2 separate regions of the Homo sapiens genome follow, and region 2 is linked to region 1. The links are chromatin loops, found by intact Hi-C in ENCODE. Cell type or tissue: Calu3. All regions are shown on one strand. Links, peaks and the distances in the headings refer to the core of each region. The heading gives the core; the rest is flanking DNA.

Region 1 (2,811 bases), core at 271-2,770:
GGACAGTGTCCCTCAAATCCAACACTGTGATTTTTGTTTGTTTGTTTGTTTTGTTTTGAGACAGAGTATCGTTCTTGTCAACCAGACTGGAGTGCAGTAGCGCGATCTCGGCTCACTGCAACCTCTGCCTCCTGGGTTCAAGCTATTCTCCTGCCTCAGCCTCCTGAGTAGCTGGGATTACAGGCGCCTGCCACCATGCCCAGCTCATTTTTGTACTTTTAGAAGAGACTAGGTTTTGCCATGTTAGCCAGGCTGGTCTCGAACTCCTGACCTCAGGTGATCTGCCCACCTCAGCCTCCCAAAGTACTGGGAATACAGGCGTGAGCCATTGCGCCCGGCCGCTTTTTTGTTTTTTAAGAGATAGAGTCTTGCTGTGTTGCCCAGGCTGGAATGCAGTGATGCGATCATAGCTCACTGCAGCCTCGAATTCCTGGGCTCAAGTGATTCTCCCACCTCAGCCTCCTGAGCAGCTGGGACTACAGGTATGTGCTGCCACACCCAGCTAATTAATTTTTTTTTTTTTTTTTTTTTTTTTTTTGCAGAGACAAGATCTCACTACGTTGCCCAGGCTTGTCTCAAACTCCTGGCCTGAAGCGATCCTCTCGCCTCAGCCTCCCAAATTGTTGGGATTATTGAGTCACTGCACCTGGCCCAACAATGCTTCTTCTTTTTTTTTTTTTCCTGTTCTAGTTTCTTATTTTTATTCACTTGTTAGAATTTTGGTTTTTTTTTTTCTTCTGTTTCCTCTACACTTTTTTTCCTCAACTTTTAAGTTCAGATGGTACATGCGCAGGCTTGTTACATGGGTAAACTGCATGTCACTGAGTTTTGGGGTATGAATGATCCTGTCACCTAGGTAGTGAGCATAGTACCCCATAGGTAGTTTTTCACCCCACTTCCCCCCACCATACTCCCCCTTCACTGACAACTACTTTTATAACTGCCCTTTTTCAAAAACTTTTGCTGCCTTCTCTGAGACCCTGCCTGATATGGCACCATCAGGGTCCCTCGTCCCTGGTCCCTGGTCCCTGTCCTTTTTTTTTTTTTTTTTTTTTTGAGACAGAGTCTCGCTGTGTCTCCCAGGCTGGAGTGCAGAGACCCCATCTCTGAAAAAGAAGATTAAAAAAAATAAAAATAAAGGGTTGGTGCTGCACGTTAAGAAGGATGGGGCGTGTCCCTATGGCCCAGGAGATCAGATTCCCTGCCCCACTTGGGCACTGAAAGGGTTCCCCCTCTGGCACTTCTGCAAGGCACTGATGAAGACTGTTTTCTGCTCCCCATTCATTGGCCCACTTATTCCACTGCCTCAAGGCGAGGTGTGGCGGAGACCTGGGTGTGGCAGCGGGCACAGCCTTGTGCAGTGGGCTGGCAGCCAGCTCTCCTCCTGCATCAAGGAGGGTTGATGACCTGGAGAGATGCCCACCTGGGAAAGAGAACTTGTCAGCCCCACCTCCCGGCAGGGTGGTGGCTGTTTCCTGTTTTCCTGCCTGGGCAGCCAGGGAGGAGCTCTGTTCCCAGTGTGTGGGCAGGACTTGTGAGGGGAGAGGGACCGTGATTTAAGGTGTCTGCTGGCTCAGAGGAAGAGAGAATGGCATCTTTTCTTGGATCAGAAAGGTTGCTGCTGCTGCCTCTGCTAATACTGCCACAAGACAGCTCAGGAAGCCAGTGTGGCCTATGGCTTGTGTTTAACACAAGTAACACTATCGTTTAAAGGCATGTTGACACATTACTCCTTTGAAGCCACAGAGCAAGCATGCAGTAGATGGTTGTGGTCAGTTTTCAAATACAGACACTGAGGCTCAGAGAGATTAAAAGACTTGTTTGAGAGCACTCAGGAAGTGGCAGAACTGAGGTTTGAACCTGGCTTGTCTGGCCCCAAATTTTATACTTTCTTTCTGTATCTCCCTTTAAAGCGGAAGCCGGGTCAGTGGCTTAGATATGTGTGACTTAGAAAAGGTACAGACATTTATTTTGCTAAGTTTTTTTTTTTTTTTTTTTGAGATGGAGTCTCGCTTTGTCACCTAGGCTGGAATCCAGTGGTGTAATCTCAGCTCACTGCAACCTCCTGCTCCTGGATTCAAGCAATTCTCCTGTCTCAGCCTCCTGAATAGCTGGGACTACAGGCACATGCCACCATGCCCGGATAATTTTTCTATTTTTAGTAGAGACGGGGTTTCACCATGTTGCCCAGGCTAGTCTCGAACTCCTGACCTCAGGTGATCCACCCGCCTGGGCTTCCCAAAGTGCTGGTATTATAGGCGTGAGCCACTGCGCCCAGCCTTATTTTTCTAAGTCTTTTCTGGTTGACTTATTTGGACACTGAAAATTCCTCCCAGAAGAAAATATTTGCAACACACATAATTATCAAAGGGCCTATATCCAGAATATGTAAAAAATTTAAGAGAAACAAACAAAAAACTTTAAAAAAAAAAAAAGAAAGAAAGAAAAGGCCAGGCACTGTGGCCCATGCCTGTAATCCTAGCACTTTGGGAGGCTGAGGTGGGCGGATCCCTTGAGCCCAGAAGTTCGAGACCAGCCTAAGCAACATGGTGAAAACCCGCCTGTACAAAAAATACAAAAACTTAGGTGTACATCTATAGTCCCAGCTACTCGGCCTAGGAGACTGATGCCAGGGACCTGGGGAGGTCAAGGCTGCAGTGAGCCATGATCACACCACTACACTCCAGCCTGGGTGACACAGTGAGACCTGTGTCTCAAAAACAAACAAAAAGACAAACTTAATTTAAAAAAAAATAAGCAGGAGATACTTAATGAAAGGGGATAAACAAATGGCCAATAAACTTATGAAAT
Region 2 (2,811 bases), core at 41-2,540, 110 kb after region 1:
CTCAGCCTGCTGAGTAGCTGGGACTACAGGTGCGCACCATCACACCCAGCTAATTTTTGTATTTTTAGTAGAGACGAGGTTTCATCATATTGACCATGCTGGTCTCAAATTCCTGACCTCAGGTGATCCGCCTGCCTCAGCCTCCCAAAGTGCTGGGACTACAGGCATGAGCCACCGCGCCTGGCCATTTTTTGTTTGTTTTTGTTTTTGTTTTTTGAGACAGAGTCTCGCTGTGTCACCCAGGCTGGAGTGTAGTGGCACAATCTCGGCTCAACTGCAACCTCCACCTCCTGGGCTCAATCGATCCTCCACCTCAATCTCCTAAAGTGTTGGGATTACAGGCATAAGCACAGTCAGAGGAGAAGGAAGGAAAGGACAGGAAGGAGTAGTACAGTCTTTGTCCCTTTGAGGACAAGATCCACCTTTTTTAAGGGTGGGGAGTCAGGGTCTCCATCTGTCATTCATGATAGAGTGCAGTGGCACAGTCATAGCTCACTGCAGCCTCCAACTCCTGGGCTCAAGCAATCCTCCTGCCTCAGCCTCCCAAGTAGCCACCACTACAGATATACCACCATCCCCAGCTAAATTTTCATTTTTTGTAGAGATGGGGTCTTACCATGTTGCCCAGGCTGGTCTTGAACTCCAGGCCTCAAGTGATCCTCCTGCCTCGGCCTCTCAAAGTGCTGGGATTCCAGGCATGAGCTGCCACACCTGGCCACAGGGTCCACTTCCTATCATCTGTGTGCTCTCTCACAGCCCCTGGTGTGGTGCCCTGGATCCTGGCAGCCATGTGCAGGTGCATGGCTGTCCACAACTGTCTGTGAAAGGCCCTCTTGTGGTTGTATGGCAAAGAGCCTTACTATCTGTGTGGCAGCCTTGCCCTGCGTGTAGTAGGTATTCAGTAAAATCAGTTTCTCAGGCCAGCGTGGTGGCTCATGCCTGTAATCCCAGCACTTTGGGAGGCCGAGGCAGGTGGATCACTTGAGGTCAGGAGTTCGAGACAAGACAGGCCAACATGGTGAAACCCCGTCTCCACTAAAAATACAAAAATTAGCCAGGCGGGGTGGTGGGTGCCTGTAATCCCAGCTATCAGGAGGCTGAGGCAGGAGAATCACTTGAACCCGGGAGGCAGAGGTTGCAATGCGCCGAGATCGCGCCACTGCACTCCAGCCTGGGTGACAGAGTGAGACTCCGTCTCAGAAAAAGAAAAAAAAATCAGTTTCTCAGTGTTTTTTATCTTTTTTTTTCCTGTGACAAAATACATATAACATGAAATTCGCTATTGTAACAAATTCAAGTGTATAATTAAGCAACATCTGGCACATTCGCTATGTCGTGCAACCGACATGACTGTTTAATTTCAGAACATTTTCACTATCCGTAAAGGAAACCCTGTTCCCATTAAGCAATCACTCCCCACCCCTCTCCTACCAGGCCCCAGTGGCCACCAGTCAGCTCTCTGTCTCTATGGATCTGCCCATTCTGAGCACTTCATACAAATAGAATCACACATTGTGTCCCATTTCATGTCTGGTTTCTTTCATGTAGCATGTTTTGGAGGCTTATCTACCTTGTAACTGTGTGTGTGTGTGTGTGTCTATGTGTGTGTGTGGTGGTAAAATATACATACCATAAAATTCACCATTTTAGGGCCCAGCGCATGGCTCATGCCTGTAGTCCCAGCACTTTGGGAGGCTGGGACAGCCAAAGCGCTTGAGCCCAGGAGTTTCAGACCAGCCTGAGCAACATAGTAAGACCCCGTCTCTACAAAAATTAGCTGGGTGTGGTGGCATGTGCCTATAATCCCAGCTACTCAGGAGGCTGAGGCAGGAGGATCACTTGAGGCCAGAAGTTTGAGACCTGCCTAGGCAACACAGTGAACCCCATTTCTACAAAGGAATTTAAAAATTAGCCAGGTGTGGTGGCATACACCTGTCGTCTCAGCTATCTGGGAGGCTGAGATGGGAGGATTGCTTGAACCCAGGAGGTTAAGGTTGTAGTGAGCCATGTTTGCACCATTGTACTCCAGCCTGGGCAACAGAGGGAGACCCTGCCTAGGCAACATAGCAAACCCCATCTCTACAAAAGAATTTAAAAATTAGCCAGGTGTGGTGGCATGCACCTGTCGTCTCAGCTGCCTGGGAGGCTGAGATGGGAGATTGCTCGAATCCAGGAGGTTGAGGCTGTAGTGAGCCACGTTTGCACCACTGTACTCCAGCCTGGGCAACAGAAGGTGAGGCAGACAGTAGGGTGGAGGACGTTGGTTGGCAACAGGTTTGTGTTGGACCCTGGCAGTTACAGAAGGCAGCACGGTGTGGGAGAGGAGGCGCTCTCAGATGGACCTGGGTTTGAATTCTGGCTCCACTTCTTGCTGGCTGTACTACTTGCAAGTAGCTTGTCTTGGAAAATAGGGGCCCAGATTTCTTGCCCTCTAGGGACCAAAGGCGGATGAGAAGTAAATTACCAGTGCAGTGCCTGGGAGGAGGAAGAGGCCCAAGTGAGGGTCAGTGGCTCCTGCTACTACCACTAATCTGGTGACAATGGCTCTATGATGATTATTATTATTTTTGATCAAGAGAAGAATTAAAAAGACCCTGATGTTGGGCAGCAAATTCCAAGTGTTGTAGCTAGGACCAGAGCAGTCTCACGGAGCACAGAAGGCTCCCCACGGTGGGGACGCTCTGTTTGGCTTTCATGCCTCACCTGTCCCTCTACTCTCCCAGGCTCACCTGATCTCCATTTGGTTCTGTACTCTCCCTGTCATCCTCACTCAGGTGGTAGGTCCCAGCTGTTAACCTGAGCTATTGCCAC

The links. Peaks named below come from ENCODE experiments on the same cell type or tissue, not always from the same donor. Only the 100,000 strongest peaks of a DNase experiment are listed, where the experiment ranks them.
Region 2: a loop joins it to region 1, with 2.7 times the contacts of the local background. A loop is called at or near these places in 15 of 110 quality-filtered maps.

The regions. Positions count from the first base shown.
Region 1 is chr7:75,727,033-75,729,843 of GRCh38, reverse strand. The region is part of intron 1 of HIP1 (huntingtin interacting protein 1); the gene reads left to right. Among named protein-coding and RNA genes, the nearest start is that of HIP1, 11 kb to the left of the region's middle. RefSeq lists an enhancer at 1-97. In Calu3, for the core only: no CTCF peak of the experiment used is centred there; a DNase peak (open chromatin) is centred at 1,423.
Region 2 is chr7:75,613,179-75,615,989 of GRCh38, reverse strand. All of the region lies in intron 1 of HIP1 (huntingtin interacting protein 1), which reads left to right. Among named protein-coding and RNA genes, the nearest start is that of SPDYE5, 120 kb to the right of the region's middle. In Calu3, for the core only: no CTCF peak of the experiment used is centred there; no DNase peak of the experiment used is centred there.